Linked DNA regions of Homo sapiens: region 1 is linked to region 2. A link is an interaction called in ENCODE POLR2A ChIA-PET data of the cell type or tissue named here. Cell type or tissue: A673. All regions are shown on one strand. Links, peaks and the distances in the headings refer to the core of each region. The heading gives the core; the rest is flanking DNA. Region 1 overlaps YAP1 (Yes1 associated transcriptional regulator). Region 2 holds the start of CFAP300 (cilia and flagella associated protein 300).

Region 1 (8,665 bases), core at 279-8,278, 140 kb after region 2:
AAGATAAAATGAATATAAAGTATTATTTTGTATTTGGTATATATGTGTTGGTATAAATGTTAATTGCAAATAATATAGGTTCTACATGATTTTAAGCTTACAGAAAGTTCAAAGTATTACTTAAAAGGCAAGACATTGATTCTTCCATCAAACATTTATTGAGCAGCTATTCAGGTATTAGCCTACAAGCTTGTAAAGAAGAATGACTTGATCATTGCCAGGAGAACAGATATGTAATCAAGTAATTACAATTCTACCTGTTAAATGTGCATGGAGAATGGAAGAGGAAACTAATTTCTGTCTGAGGTAGTATGGAAAGGCTGAATTAAAGAAGTGACATCTGAGCTGTCTCTTGCAGGATGACTAAGAGTTTAGGAGGTAGGGGATGCAGAGTATTTGTGATAATGGGAACGGCATATACAAGGAGATGGCATGATTTTATGGAAAGTTGGTGGGAAAACTGGGTATCTGAAGAAGACTTCAGAAATGAATCCAGCTAGTAAAGAATTTAGGCATTTTCCTCTTGATGGAGAGCAATAGGAATGTTCTTTAGTAAGAATGAATGACATGTTTAAAAGATGAATCGAAAATATTTTAAGAAGAGAAACCCCTGGTGACTGATAGAGGACCTTGGAGTGAGAAGAGATGACAAGCCAGTTACTGAGGAAGTGGTCAAAAAAGAGAGCTGGTAAGTATTGATGGCTGAGTTCTCTGAGATGGACTGTGGCAGACCCATCGGAGAGAATATAAGTGGAATTTACAAAATGAAGTGAGTGGAGCAGGTAGGGAAGGTTGGTTTGTATCCTAGGTATCTCTTGTGGCTCTCATTCAGACAGCTAAGGTGGGGAATAATGCTGTTTCTGTGTGTGTGTGTGTGTGTGTGTGTGTGTGTGTGTGTTTAAACCACATATATGAAACCCATATATTCAAGCAGGCTTGAAAGCTACAATGAGGGCCGGGCGCGGTGGCTCACGCCTGTAATCCCAGCACTTTGGGAGGCCGAGGCGGGCGGATCACGAGGTCAGGAGATCGAGACCATCCCGGCTAAAATGGTGAAACCCCGTCTCTACTAAAAATACAAAAAAATTAGCCGGGCGTAGTGGCGGGCGCCTGTAGTCCCAGCTACTTGGGAGGCGGAGGCAGGAGAATGGCGTGAACCCGGGAGGCGGAGCTTGCAGTGAGCCGAGATCCCGCCACTGCACTCCAGCCTGGGCGACAGAGCGAGACTCCGTCTCAAAAAAAAAAAAAAAAAAAGAAAGCTACAATGAGATCTTGGGGTTGTTGAGTTGAGGCTCCCAAAGGCATTCAGTGATTGCTATTGACTTGTTCATCACCATGTATAGTCACATGGTATTTTCAGTGCCTAAAAATTTTAAATACAGTTAGTTGTTTTGCAAAAGCTTTTTATAATTCAGCCATTTTACAGTTAAAGATAGTAGCAAACCATTAATATTCAGTTTTGGAGTTCTGTCTTTCTGGGGAGGAAATAGAGCCCAAAATGACAGTGAAAGCTGGTGAGAAAAGGTTTGATATACATGTGATAAACAGGTTTGCTTCTCATTCAGCCTCTGGTAAACTTGGGATGTGTACAACAAATTCTACCTCTGGACTTGGTTAGTAGTGTGTACTACACATCCAGGACTGAAGGGGAGCCTTCCTAAGGATTCTAGGCATGGAGAAAACTAATTCCACACGTCTGCATTTCCTAACAGGATTTTACCCCATCAAAGTAGACCTTTGAAAATGCAGCTGCAAATTGATCTGTTCCTAATACGAATGAAACTGGCCTAAAAATAGGACTTTGGGTCCCATGGGCCTTGTGTGAGTGGTCAGTTTAACCAAAGTTACTTATTCAGCATCACCCATGAGACTGGTGTGGACTGCCAATACAGGAAGAAGGGAATTGTTCTATTTGTGCATAGGAGGGATACTTAGGCTCTGGTCATCTGTGGGAGATGAGTGAAAAGAAGTATAGTTGTGAAGAGCAGTCAGTGGGTTAGGAATCACGCTGCCTGGCTTTGAGTACCATTCCTGGTACTAACTAGCTTTGGGATCTTGTACCAGACTGATCAACCTGGCACTTTGTGCCTCAGTTTCCTCATTAGAATAAGTAGTACTACTGCTTATGTCATTTGTTTACTGTAAGAATTAAATGAATTAATGTACATAATATATAAGAACAATGACTAGCACAAGATAAGTGTTCAATTCATGTTAGTCCACAGAAGAAAAGATTTTAGCCATGTACTGACCATCCCAGTTTGTATCTCCTGCCCTGCCTCTTTTGATTCCTGTTGGAAATGGGAACTGGGGGAGTTGGGAGGGACAAGGAAATCAGGAAGAATTATGTTTGAATACTTTAGTTATTTATTCTGGGCCTCTCTTTTCATTGCTGTTACCTCCCAAGAGCAATTGTCTTGACTTCTCTATTCCTATAAAGATAGGAAAATCCTTTTAGAGTTAACTGTATTCTTTAGTCCTATCTCTCAAATGATGTTCCTTAAAGTTTGCCTTCCAACAACTTTAGCACTTATCTTGCCTCCTCCCAAGCCTCCAACAAGCTTAAACTTCAAATTGCAACCCCAACCCATTAGCAATTTCTGGTCTGCTGAAAAATAAGCTTTGTTTGGACTGTAGCTTTCTGTCTTACAGTTTTCTTGGTGTGAGCCACTCACATAAAACATGGAAATAAATAGAGCTTGGCTGTCTTAGCTAAAATGTGCTTTATATTAAATAGAATGTTTATGATATTTTCAACGTTCTAAAAATACTTGCATGTATTTCTTATTAATGAACCTTGGTGTTCCTAGGAAGGTATTGTCACAAAACTGATTGGATTGGGTGGTAGTTTCTGAGCTGCAAGCTCTTCCGTGTCTTATGTTAACAGTAATAGTAATTATTTGGGCCATGACTTCCAAAAGGATTTTTTGGAAAAAAATTTTTTTTCTTCATCTCTGTGTTGAGGAATATTCATTTTATTATTTGGTGGTTTCTTTTTAGTGGAGAAGAAGCAGGTATATAGGTTTACCTTTCTTCTCTGAACACAGCCTTAAATATGTTTCAATGAATTGTTTTATGTTAAGATGTGTTTTCTTTTTAAATTAGTACCCCCTCCCACTTTTTTTTAGGTGCACCAAATAAAAACCATGATTTTTTTTTTTTTTTCTGTATTATAGGTCCTCTTCCTGATGGATGGGAACAAGCCATGACTCAGGATGGAGAAATTTACTATATAAACCATAAGAACAAGACCACCTCTTGGCTAGACCCAAGGCTTGACCCTCGTTTTGGTAAAGGTTCATCTCAAAACCTTTTTAGATGCTTTTGGTTGCTAATTTTTTTTGTAAATATACTTCGGAAAGCACATTTAAATAAAATCGCATTGCTTTATAGTATTAAAAAATGACCCTGCCCACCCAATGTTTACCAGTAGTGTTTTTATCCTTCTCATTGTAAACTTGAGAAATTTAGATCTGAATCAGATTTTTAGGGCTCCTCAGGTTGGGGTGGGGGAATGTCATAATGGCCGACTAACCAGAATCACTTGTTCCTTTCACATTTTGGGAGAAACACAGTGATTGTTTTTAAAATGTTTTTTTTTTTTAGCTGCAATAATAATCAGGCTGTCATGCAACACCTCAGACCAGGAGTACCAGCTTTTGTCAGTGACCTGATGTCTGCTTGTGCTTAGGTTCTGAGAGTGATGAGTACCATCTTATGCCTGGGTGTTGTAGTGTTTCCCATCCTAAGGAGGAACATGTCACCCCAGAAATGGCCCAGTGAAAGCATTTTGCCCCCTCTTCTGTCTCTCTCGAAAAATAAATGTTTTTTTTTCTTCATTCAGAAAACAAAGAAAGCCATATTCCCCTCCAGATCTCATGAATAAATCACATTTGCACAAAGGAACCCCTCCCCTTCCAAATGTGTACATTTTGATAAGGGTGTAACCAGTTCTTCAGTGCTTTTTAAAAAATGTGTGTGTGTGTGTGTGTGTGTGTGTGTGTGTTTTAAACTGTTTTCAGTTTTTCATTTGGGTTTCTGAGATATTTTTCCAAGGCCATGGAATATGCATCTAAAAAAGAGCAGATAATTGTGGTTTTGAAGCTTCATCTTGGACTAGATGCAGCTAAATGAAAACAATGTGCAGATCACTGAATAGGTCAGACTGAGGGGACTCGGAACCTTTGAAGCTTTACAGGGTTTGACCTAACAACAACTGCGGGGCCCTCACGGGAAAGAGGAATTAACTCTGTGAATGCCATGAAAACACAACCCTGCGGGGGGAAAAAAGAAAAAACTGTATCTGGAGCTGGTTGGATAAAATAACTTCTCCATCGGGAATATTATGAGCAGTTATTTTGTGTCTTATATATACCTTTAAAAAAATAAATTCAAGTTTGCCCCAAACTGACTGAACCCCCTGTTCAAGTTAAGTCAATGGCAGGATCAGGGCAGTGATGTCATTTTGACAGATAACCGGTTTGGCTTAAATACTGTCCTTTTAAGCTTCAAGACCTGTTTGGGTGTTAAAAAAAGTAATGAGGTATGTTAATAATTTGCAACTTCAGATTCTGTTTACTATTTGAATTAGCCCTTGTGATTGGAACAGGAAACCAAGTAAGATAGAGAATTTAATAAATGCGGCCAATTGTTTGGACTGGAACAATAACAGCCATGTTTCCTTAAATTATCTCTAATGAAATGAATGAATTCAGTTTCTCCACATTTTGGAAATTCTGAAGAATGGTGTTGCGGAATTTTTTTCCCTGACATAAGGTTATGAAAGATGATGACGAACGCTTTACCAACTGCAGAGATCAGGAAGAACAAAGCTTTTTAAAGAAAAAAATTTTTTCCTTTAAAACAGTGAAATAAAACAACTTTTCTGTAAGCTTAAGTAGACTATTGATTACACACACAGCTTGGTCTTTTGTTTTAAGAGGAGGAGGTACTTTAAAAAAACACTACCACCCTCCAGCACGTTATGTACACACAGGCATACAGTTAGATGTGCCCAGAAAAAGTTTCATAAAATTCTCTTATTGCATTTAGTTTCCCTTTTTGGGCCCACCGTGTGTGTATTCCAGACAGGCTTGACAATATGCCAGAGCTTTTTATTTTGTGGCCCGACTTTTAATCTGTTCCAGACCTTTTCACTCAGAGAGCTCAAGTGTAACTGAAGGGGGGCAGGAAAGAAAAAAACGTGTGGGTTTCTCTGATCTAGAGTGACAGCAAATAGAGACAAGCTGTTAGCTGCTGGATTTGAAGTTTTCCTTGAAATCAGAAGTTCTGCATAGTGGATTATGTTTTATCTCTGCCAAAGAAATATAAACTATCCCCTTGTTTCTGACCCTTTGGGCCATACAAACACAAACAAATGGTGTAGGATATTGCTTTCATGATTGTGGAGTTTGCTTTTCGATATTCTTCAAATCTATATTAAAATATTTATCAATTTTTGGCTTAAGTCAAGTAGATGTGTGTCTTTCAGTGTCTTAGAATGGGAGCTAAGCCCCTAGAGAAGCTTAATTTTAGCTCCTTCAAACAACCCCTTTTATATGTTTATTTATCAGATGCTTTCAGATTAATTATAGTTAGAATATAGCCATTTGCTTTAAGATTAAACATATTTAGTAATTACACTTCATTTGCTGCATAATAACGTTTCAGTCAGCGGCAGACCACATATACAGTCGTGGTCCTATATGATTCTAATACTGTGTTTTTACTGTAACTTTTCTATGTTTAGATACACAAATACTACCCGTTGTGCTACAGTTGCCTACAGTGTTCAGCACACTAACAGGCTGTACAGTTCTGTAGCTTGGGGCGATAGGCTATACCTTACAGCCTAGGCATGTAGTAGGCTATACCATCTAGGTTTGTGTAAGTACTCTCTAAGATGTTTGCACAGTGACAGAATTGCCAATGATCCATTTCACAAAGCATATCCTGGTTATTAAGTGACACATGACTATATTTATAGTATCAATCCTTCACATCTCACATGAAATTAATGTTATTTATGTAATTTTAGGGAATAAAAGAGTAATTTGTTGTGGATTGGGTTTTTTAATGATTTTTTTCTTTAACATTTAAAAGCTATTTCTTTAATATTTTAATTTTAGAGAATTCATTAGTAATTTATAACAAATCATGAAGTGACATCAGATGGCAATAAGGATGCCCTGATGTTTATTGAGTTTTAAGAAAAATAGGGCTTTTTTTGTTTGTTTTTTTAAGGAGTCATATTAGGAGTGTTTTTACTCTTTGTTCAAGAAAATGGTTCCTTGAGTATTATGCAAGCCATTAAATTATTTCATATAAACACATAGGAGGTGATTTTTTTTCCCTGGAGATTTTGTACTGGCAAACATGAGTCTCAGGTTTAAACATCACCTTGTATGTTGTAGATCTATTACTGTATATAATACAGTCATGGACATTTTCCAGTAAAAGGCCTAATGAAAACACAATGAAATTATAATTGCTGTTCAGAATGAAAAAAGATCTTTAAAACACTAATAGTTGATAAACTGATCTTTAATGTTATTTTCGCTATTGTTTATATTATAAAAAGATGTATTAAAATATTGTTACCAATCTGTGTTTTAGGAAATAAGTGCTGATGGCACCACTGGGATAAAAATATTTGGTGTAAACAAAATATTGGAGCAAGAGATTTGGGGAAAAAATTATACTTCTGAATTTTAAAGCAAGTAATGAACAGTCCAGAGTGACAAAAACAGAATATTTAATTCCTAACTACAGTTCTGTGCACAGAAATTCTATGTGTAGAAATGTCAGAGGTATTAAACCTCATAGGTTGATTTTGGTTCCTTTGTTTCAGTTTCCCAAAACTTGCTTTCTGTGCATTTACATACACGTGTGTATGTGTTACTATAATGTCTTGAAATAAGAAATAAAAGGATAAGTAAAATACAAATACCTATATGCAATTTATTAAAATAAGACTAAAGCCGAAGGTTGTTGAGACTTCTTTTTCATCAGAGTTAAATATTTGGCATTAATAATTAAATATCTATAAAAATTTTGAGACATTCATTAACATTTTTTCTTTTTTAAGCCAAATATTTCTGTTGTTAAAAATAATATTTTCCTTTTGATGAAAATGCACCTAACAACCAACTAAATAACTAAGAATCCATCCTATTAGTGTTGGGGGAAAACCACTGAAGTCTCTAGAAACCAAATTGGTAACTTTATTAATGGAGTCTTGAGCAAAGAGAATGTCAGCATCTAATTATTTAAATTTTATCAAAGCAAGTCTCTTGATAGCTGTATGCTAAAAGTGAGGTTTTTTTTGTTCTGTTTTGTTTTGTTTTGAGGTTTGAGGCTTTTTTTCCCCTTATCAACTCAAGTCTTTCCTGGTTATCCTGGGCTGTCAGTATTTGGTTATGGACTACATTAATTACTTAGCGTACAGAGGAAAAGATGTGTGTTTTAGATAAAAAGAGCTATTGCGAGCTAAAAATTATTAACAGATGGCCAGGTGCGGTGGCTCATGCCTGTAATCCCAGCACTTTGGGAGGTCAAGGTGGATGGATCACTTGAGGCCAGGAGTTCCTGACCAGCCTGGCCAACATAGTGAAACCCCATCTCTACTAAAAATAGAAAAAAATAGCTGGGAGTGGTGGTGCACGCTTGTAGTCACTCAGGAGGCTGAGGCATGAGAATCACTTGAATCCAGGCGGCAGAGGTTGCAGTGAGTGAATATCATGCCACTCTACTCCAGCCTGGGCAACAGAGACTCTGTCTCAAAAAATTAAGAATAAAAATAAAAATTAGTAACAGGCTGGATGCAGTGGCTCACGCCTGTAATCCCAGCACTTTGGGAGGCCCTGGTGGGCAGATCACTTTAGGTAAGGAGTTCAAGACCAGCCTGGCCAACATGGTCAAACCCCGTCTACTAAAAATGCAAAAATTAGCCAGGTGTGATGGCACACGCCTATAATCCCAGCTGCTTGGGAGGCTGAGGCACTGAGAATCACTTGAACCCGGTAGGCAGAGGTTGCAGTGAGCTAAGATGGTGCACTGCATTCTAGCCTGGGAGACAGAGCGAAACTCCATCTCAAAAGCCGAGGCTGATGGATCATGAGGTTAGAGATCAAGACCATCCTGGCCAACATGGTGACACCCCATCTCTGCTAAAAATACAAAAATTAGCTGGGCTGGTGGCACGCACCTATAGTCCCAACTACTCAGGAGGCTGAGGCAGGAGAATCGCTTGAACCTGGGAGGCAGAGGTTGCAGTGAGCCCAAGATCGCACCACTGCACTCCAGCCTGGGCAACAGAGCGAGACTCCATCTCAAAAAAAAAAAAAATTATTAACTGATAAAACTCACAAAATTTGGCCCTCATAATGAGTCCTCTAATCATCATTTTTTCAGTGGGGAGAATGCTACTCTTCTGATCACTGCAGAACATTCAACATCCCTGGCCCGCTAAGTGCCATAGCACCACACAGCCATTACGATTCCTCGGACCACCAACACTTTTTTTTTTTTTTTTAAATGCTGGGAGAGTTAGGGAATATGGTCTAAAATCTGAGCCCCTCTGAGATCAGGGAAATTATACCCAAGGTTATATAGTTAAATGGCAAAACTGAAATTTGAATTTGATCTTTTGATACCTAGAATTTAA
Region 2 (8,665 bases), core at 205-8,204:
GCAAACATGCAATATAGAAATTCAACAAAGCCAAAGTTGGTTGGTTGTCAAGAATAACATCAAGGCCACGGCCAGGCGCAGTGGCTCATGCCTGTTATCCCAGCACTTTGGGAGTCCAAGGCGGGTGGATCACCTGGGGCCAGGAGTTCGAGACCAGCCTGACCAACATGGTGAAACCGTGTGTCTACTAAAAATACAAAAATTAGCCGTCGTGGTGGCGCATGCCTGTAATCCCAGCTACTCGGGAGGCTGAGGCAGGAGAATCACTTGAACCTAGGAGGCAGAGGTTGTGGTGAGCCAAGGTCACCCCATTGCACTCCAGCCTGGGCAACCAGAGCAAAGCTCCATCTGAAAAAAAAAAAAAGAATAACATCGATAAACCACTGGCAAGGGTGGTCAAGAAAAAAAGAAAATAAATAAATCATCAATATTAAAACTAAAAAATAACGCCATTATAGATTCCACAAACATTTAAAAGATAAGTTTTTAAATGTAAGAAATAATATTATGCTAATAAAATTGAAAATCTAGATGAGGTGTTCAAATTCCTTAAAAACTATAACAGTCATAGATGGAGTTTTCTTTTTGGCACAATTTTAAAAAGCATTTAAGAAATACATATTACCAATATTATAGAAAGTTTAGGCTGGGCACGGTGGTTCACGCCTGTAATCCCAGCACTTTGGGAGGCCGAGGCAGGAGGATCACTTGAGGTCATGAGTTCAAGACCAGCCTGGTCAACATGGAGAAACCCAGTCTCTACTAAAAATACAAAAATTAGTCAGGCATGGTAATGTACACCTGTAATCCCAGCTACTCAGGAGGCTGAGGTAGGAGAATCTCTTGAACCTGGGAGGCGGAGGTTGCAGTGAGCCAAAATCGTGCCACTGCACTCCAGCCTGGGCGACAGAGGAAAACTTCATCTCAAAAAAAAAAAAAAAGTTTAGCAATAGAAAATTAGACAAAACTTTTCAACTCCTTGTAGAAGGTCAGGAAAACATTAATAGTAGTAAAACTTAACAAGCATATAACGGTCAGGAAGATCACAAACCAATATCTCTCATGAACATAGAATCAAACATCTTAAACATGGTATTATCACATTTAATAATGTGCTTTTAAGAAAAGTATAACAAACTGGGGCTTATTATATAAATGCAAAGTTGGCTTCACAGTAACAAAACAAATTAGTTTACTACATTAACAGAATAAAGAAGAAAAAACATATGGTCAATTTGGTAAATGTGAAAAAAATTAACGCTTTTACATAATTTTTTAAATCTCAAAAAAAATTGATGGAAATTTTCTCAATTTGATAACAGGTATCAACTAAAACACCTACAGTTTATACCCTATGTAATGGTAAAAAAAAATTTAATCAAAAAATAAACATAAACATAAACACAAAAATAAATAACCCAAAACCGAACATTTTTGCTATGATGTTGTAAACAAAGCAAGAATGTCCTCTACTACCACTTCTTTTTTAACATTATCCTGGACATCATAGCCAGTGCACTAAAGTAATTGGGGGCAGCTGGGGGGGTGGCACAAATATTAAACAAAATGAAGTAAAGCTCTTCTTATAACCAGATACCACAATTGTGTATAGAGAAACTCCAAAAAAAACTAACAATCCATGAGAAATAAAAAGATAATTTAGCAAGGTGTCTGGATACAACATCAATATACAAAATAAATTGTATAACTATATAATACAACAAACAGGAAGAAAATAAGCATTTTAAAGTGTCACTTATAATAGCACCAAAAAAATGCAATTTTTTTTTTTTTTGAGACAGATTCTCACTTCGTCACCCAGACTAGAGTGCAGTGGTGTGATCTCGGCTCACTGGAACCTGCACCTCCGGGTTCAAGTGATTCTCATGCCTCAGCCTAGTATCTGGGATTACAGGCATGTGCCATCACACTCAGCTAATGTTTTTGTATTTCCAGTAGAGACAGGGTTTCACCATGTTGCCCAGGCTGGTCTTGATTCCTGGTCTCAAGTGATCTGCCTGCCACAGCCTCCCAACATGCTGGGATTACAGGCATAAGCTACCACTTCCGGACTAAAATAGGGTTTTTCAACCTTGGTACTATCAACATTTTGAGCCAGATCAGTCTTTGTTGTGGGGGCCTATCCCGTACATTGCAGGATGTTTAGCAGGATAGTTGATCTTTACCCACTAGATGCCAACAGCACTTCTCACCTCAGTTGGGACATATCTCAACATTGTTGAGTGTCCCTGAGGGAAGCAAAATTAACCTTGATTGAGAATCATTGATCTAATGAAAGATATCAATACTCTTCCACTCAATACTATAAAATATTGTTGACAGAAATTAAAGATCTAAATAAATAGATATTTATTATAGTTTAGAAGACAATATTGTTACAAGGTTAATTCTCCTTAAATTCATGTAGATAGTCAATGCAATTCCAATTAAAATCCCATCAGATGGGCAGGGCACAGTGGCTCACGCCTGTAATCCCAGCACTTTGGGAGGCTGAGGCAGGTGGATCACCGGAGGTCAGGAGTTCAAGACCAGCCTGGTCAATGTGGTGAAACACCGTCTGTACTAAAAATACAAAAATTAGCCAGGCGTGGTGGCGGGCACCTATAATCCCAGCTACTCCAGAGGCTGAGGCAGGAGAATCACTTGAACCTGGGAGGCGGAGGTTGCCATGAGCCGAGATCACGCCATTGCACTCCAGCCTGGGTGACAAGAGTGAAACTCTTGTCTCAAAAAAAAAAAAAAAAAAAAATCCCATCAGGTTTCTTTGATGGAAAATGATAAACCCAATTTAAAATTTATACAGAAATGAAACAGCAACAGCCTATGCAATCTTGAAGAAAAAGAATAACAAAGTTAGACAACTTATACCATCAGATATCACATCTTTATATAATCCTACAGTAATTAACACAATGTGGCATTTGTGTAAGGACAGTCCAATAAACTGAATAGAAAGAACAAAAACACTCACTTGATTTTTTTTTTAAGTGCCACAGCAATTCACTGGATTAGAAATAGTCTTACCAATATATAGAGCTGCGTCTACTGAAAAACCACAGGGAAAGAACTAATCTTCAGCTTCAAAAAATTATTTTGAGATGGATTATGGACATAAATGCGAGACTATCTTCTTGACTTTGTTTAGGCAGAAATCAAACCTGACACATAAAAAAGAAAGTTGATAAATTCAACTTCATTAAAATTAAGAATTTCTGAGCATCAAAGCTACAGGCAAGCTACAAGCAAAGAGAATGTTCGCAATATGTATATCTGGCAATGGGCTCATATCCATATTATATAAAAACTTCCTAAACATTAGTAAGAAAAAGACTGACAACCCTTCTTCCTCCTAATGGACAAAACACTCAAATAGGCATTTCACTAAAGAAGATATCCAAATGACCCAGCATATTGCAAAGTTGCTCAGCAACATTAACTATCAAGGAAATGCAAACTGAAATCACAATAAAAAATTAATACAAACTCCCTAGAATGGCTAAAATTTTAAAAGACTGGCAATACTATGTGTTGGCAAGGATGTTGAACAACGGGAAATCTCATTCATTGCTGGTTGGGATGTAAACTGATCTTTAGAAAACTTTTTGACAGTATGTAGTAAAGCTAGACATACTTATGCCATGTAACTGAGCAATTCCAATCCTGGATGTATTTCCAACAGAAATGGTGCATAAGTCCATCTAAAGGCATACACAGGAATGTTCATAGCTGCTTTCATAACAACCTCAAAGAGGAAACAGCCCAAAAGGATAAACTGTAGTATAGTCAAGTAACAGAATACTAAACATCAATGAAAAGGAATAATCTATCTCTCTCTCCCTCTGTTTCTCTTTTTTGTCTTTGTTCCCTGTCTCTTCTTCTGCTAATGCTGTTAAAAAATAATCAAGTTCTTAAGGGCTAGGGGAAAAGGAGAGAAAGCAACGAGATGGAAAAGAACTATCCCTCCATTCTGAAGTCCAAATGCACTGCTATAAGGCAAAAATAAAAACCATAGAAACAGGCCGGGTGCGGTGGCTCAAGCCTGTAATCCCAACACCTTGGGAGGCCGAGGCGGGCGGATCACTCGAGGTCAGGAGTTCGAGACCAGCCTGGCCAACATGGGGAAACCCTGTCTCTACTAAAAATACAAAAACTTAGCCTGTAATCCCAGGTACTCAGGATGCTGAAGCAGGAGAATCACTTGAATCCGGGAGGCGGAGGTTGCAGTGAGCCGAGATCGCGCCACTGCACTCCAGCCTGAGCAACAGAGCGAGACTCCATCTCAAAAAAAAAAAAAAGTAGAAACGAAGATAATTTTCAATAGAAAATAAGAAAAGTGTGTTTTCTATTAAACAGCACGCATACCAGAACAAAAGTGGTCTAAAAAACAAAAATAAATAAACAGCATGTTGTAATGTACTGTGTATGGAAACATTTTTTTTTTTTTTTTGGCCTTCAAGTGTACATTTTAAGGAAAAAAAAAAAAAAACAGATGGTAAAACAGAATAGTTTCCTAAGTAGTCACATAGACATTTGTCTTCCAAAATAGATAAACCTAATTAATTCAGAATAATCTTTTCTTCAGAAACGTTTGAGTCATCAAACGTAGATAACTGTAAATCTGAGGTTATAGCTCTTGAGACTAGAATATTAACCCATGCTGAGTAATTATTATTAAAAGTTAATGTCAACAAGTATCGATTGGCAATTTGTCTCCATCCCCGACCCCTAGTTTCCCTAACCGCCAAGCCCGGGGTTGGGGAGTGGAGTGGCACAAGCTCCTGGGAAAGACAGGCTAACCTCCCTCCCTGCACCCGCGGCGGCAAGGCCGGAACTCCTGGGTCCCTAGAGACGTGTGGCCCCGCCCCCGCAGCGTCGCTCCGACACGACGGCCGCCGCGTCTCCATGGAAACGGCCCAGGCATCCACCCAGCCGAGAGCACGATGGCTACTGGGGAGCTCGGGGACTTGGGTGGCTACTACTTCAGGTTCTTGCCTCAGAAAACCTTCCAGTCTCTGAGCTCTAAGGAGATCACCAGCCGGCTCCGCCAGTGGTGAGGAACCGAGGCACAGGGAGAGAAGAGGCCCTTGGTCTTCGCGGCTGTGGAGGCGCAGGCCGGGCGTCGAGGGGCCCGCGCGGGTCGGCGCCATTCTGAGTGAACCCTGAGGCTTCCTGAGTGAACCCCGAACCACCCGGGAAGGGCGGATGCTGTGGGTGGGATCGGTTATCGGTGCGCTCTGAGAGGGTGCCAGCCCCCAGATGATTTCTTTTTCCTCCTCTGCCCCAGGTCCATGCTGGGCAGAATCAAGGCGCAGGCGTTCGGCTTTGACCAGACCTTTCAGTCCTATCGGAAGGATGATTTCGTTATGGTTAGTATGGGGGTCGGAGAGTTCCCTGGGTCTCTGCGGATTTTTAAACTTCCCCCCAAGTTGGCATAGATTCTTGTGAACACGCTATTCCTTACTGACGTCGTTTTCTTGGCGTTTGGGAGTAATAAAAGGTGCAAATGATTTTTTTAAAGGAACTTTTACGTTTCGAATCAGTCATCATAAATTTGTTTGCCATTTAGTTCATTCTTTCTCTACTTTCAGCATCTTGTATCTTGCCTCGGGGAACTTTGCAGTTCTGGAAGATCGCGCGCTCTCTAGAAGATTAGTTTCTCCCTTTGTTTATTTTTGTTTCATTTTATTTTGTTTTATTTTATTTTATTTACTTATTTTTTGAAACAGGGTCTTTCTCTGTCACCCAGGCTGAATAAAGTGCAGTAGCACCATCTCAGCTCACTGCAGCCTGGACCTCCCGGGCTCAAGCTTCCTGAATAGCTGGGACTACAGGTGCAGGCCACCACGTCCAGCTAATTAAAAAAAATTTTTTTAGAGGCAGAGTCTCACTATGTTACCCAGGCTAGTCTTGAATCCCCGGGCTCCCAAAGTGCTGGGGAGTACAGGCGAGCCACCACCCCCAGCCTCTCTTTTTCAATAGGCACATCTCATTTTAAAATATTTTAAATATTATCACACAGCTTTATCGCCGCTTTATTTACTAGCTCCAAATTACTTTCGATTTTTTTCTCAACATCACACCCACTCTGAGAACTGGGCTTCAGGCTCTACCAACAGTTCCAAATGAGGAATTCCCCCAAAAAAGTATGAAGCCGTAGCACAGTGATTTGAATAAGTCTTTTGACTACTAGAGGTGACTACTTTGAGAGAGGTAAAACTCACTTGAAAGTTTAAGTTTTGGTGTGTTTGTTAAAATTTAGTCCATTATTTTCAATCCTGTTTTTTTTTTCTCCTCAATCAAATGGAAAATACTGTTACAGTTTATGAAGTTATCTTCATTCTCTGCCATTCATGTCCTTCATGCATTGACTGTAGTTTATAGTTTGGCATAACAAACACTTCCTGAGGGCCTATCATGTGCTAGGAATTCCTTCCAGTGCTGGGGATACGAGGAGGAACAAGACAAGAGCCCAGCTGTCAAAGATTGTACGGGCCTTGGCAAGACTACAATAAATGAAAAAACAATCTGATTATTTCATATAGTGATAAGGGCAGTAAAGAAAATAGGAGGAAATGGAGAAAGGAGAACATTAGGTAGGATTGTGTCATAGTTCTGGAGGCTAGAAGTCTTAAATCAAGGTGCTGGCAGGGCCATCATTCCTCTGAAACCTGTAGGGGAGAATCCATCCTTGCCTCTTCCTGCCTTCTGGCGGTTGCCACCCTCCCTTGGCGTCCTTTAGTTTGCAGCTGCAGAACTTTCTTCTCTTCCTGTCAGTCCCATAGCCTTTTCCCTTCATATGTCTGCATCTCTTCTTCTTATAGAGACACCAGTCATATTGAATTAAGGGCCCCGCATAACCTCATCTTAATTAATTACATCAGCAACAACGCTAATTCCAACTAAGGTCACTTTGTGATATTTCAGGAAGGATGTAAATTTTGGGGGGACACTATCAACCCATAACAGAGAGTAAATTGGTTAAATGTCTACCTCCCTTTCCCTAAGATGGTGTTATAGTGCCATTATATTATAATGCTACTGATAATGACATTAATAACATTTCTCAAATACTCATGGTTAGATTATTATGTAGTTTTTTATATTTTTTATTTATACCAGTACTGGCTGTCTATAATTTTTTTTAAAGATCAGGATTTGAGGACACTGAATTTTAGAATACTGTAAAAATTTTAGTATAATTCATTTATTCAATAAATATTTGTTGAATATTTACTGTGTCCCTCTAGAGGGTATAAAAAGATGAAGAGACCTGATCCCAGCTTACAAGGCATGTATAGTTTGGGGAGCTAGAAATGTTAAGAAAAAAAAAAAGTCTGAGGCAGGGCATGGTGGCTCACAACTGTAATCCCAGCACTTTGGGAGGCTGAGGCAGGAGGATCACTTGAGCCCAGGAGTTTGAGACCAGCCTGGGCAACATAGTGAGATCCTGTGGCTATTTTTTAAAAATTTTTTAATTAGCTGGGTGTGGTGGCACACACCTGTAGTCCTAGCTACTTGCGGGGCTGAGGTGGGAGGATTACTTGAGCTATGATCGCACCTCTGCACCATAGCCTGGGTGACAAAGTAAGACCCTGTCTCAAAAAAAAAATAATTTCTCTATTACTTTATGAAGTATTTTTCTATAGCAGTAGTGACTCCAGTGTGCACAGATTCAGCTGTCAGCACTTTTTATATTATGTTTATCATTAATCTTTACAACAATCTGCCAGGTTTGGTGTTCTGACTCCCATTTTATAGCTTAAAATTCAGAAAGGTTACATAATTTATGCAAAAACATTCAACAAAGGGCAGAACCCAGGCATTTTGACTCTAGAAACCATGCTGTTTCTACAACAAAAACTCACTACTGAACAGAGGGTATTGTTTAAACTAGAATTCCAGATTTTGAATTTTCCCTTTCAATTTAAAAACAAATTATGTTCCAAAAATGTATTTCTGAGATGATAAATGGATGGAAGGAAACATTTATCTGGCAAACATCTCTTTAGTTCCTAGGTCTATATAGATGAATAGACACAATTAAAGGGAGGGAAATACCAAAAATTGCATTGCAGAGAGAGAAGTGATAAAATACATACCTGAGGCATAAGGTACTTTGGTGACACAAAAGAGAAAGTGATCATTTTTGACTGAGGTGGTCAGAAGAGCATTTATAAAAGACAGGACTCTTAAGGCGGGGCCTGAAAGATGAGTAGGAATTCATCAGGTAGATGAAGTGGCAAGGATAATGTTGGAGAGATGGGTGGGATAATATTTTAGAAGACCTTTTGTGCCATGCAAAGAAATTTGGACTTTATCTGGCTAAGAAGGAGAAGTTTTTAAGACAGACTTTAAATGTTAAAATATTGAGATCACCTTGGCAGAAGTGTGGAGGGTGGGTTGTTAGGACTGAGTCAGGAAGTAATGACACCAAATTGGAAACTGTTGTCCTCTAGACAGTTACATGATAATGTCAAGTACCAGTATGGCCCAGATTTAGGAGAAAGGCTTAAGGAATGGTAAGATATTGAGAGTAAAGGAGAGGGGGACATGTAGGATGACTCCCAAGTTTCTGGCTTGGTTGACTCGAGTGGCTGATGATGTCATTAAATGTGTAGAAAACATGGAAGAATTACAAGGAAAA

Evidence for each region. ChIA-PET counts read pairs that join two places held together with the same protein. Peaks named below come from ENCODE experiments on the same cell type or tissue, not always from the same donor. Only the 100,000 strongest peaks of a DNase experiment are listed, where the experiment ranks them.
Region 1: POLR2A ChIA-PET joins it to region 2 with 32 read pairs; 3 of 35 experiments call an interaction of 5 or more read pairs at or near these places.

What each region holds. Positions count from the first base shown.
Region 1 is chr11:102,182,842-102,191,506 of GRCh38, forward strand. YAP1 (Yes1 associated transcriptional regulator) reads left to right here. Exons shown (of 9, transcript NM_001130145.3): 4 at 3,177-3,290. Among named protein-coding and RNA genes, the nearest start is that of YAP1-DT, 77 kb to the left of the region's middle. In A673, for the core only: no CTCF peak of the experiment used is centred there; a DNase peak (open chromatin) is centred at 5,150; H3K4me3 peaks cover 2,110 bases; H3K27ac peaks cover 3,161 bases.
Region 2 is chr11:102,042,510-102,051,174 of GRCh38, forward strand. CFAP300 (cilia and flagella associated protein 300) reads left to right here and starts at 4,928. Exons shown (of 7, transcript NM_032930.3): 1 at 4,928-5,071; 2 at 5,306-5,387. The coding sequence starts at 4,962. In A673, for the core only: no CTCF peak of the experiment used is centred there; a DNase peak (open chromatin) is centred at 4,872; H3K4me3 peaks cover 1,312 bases; H3K27ac peaks cover 1,176 bases.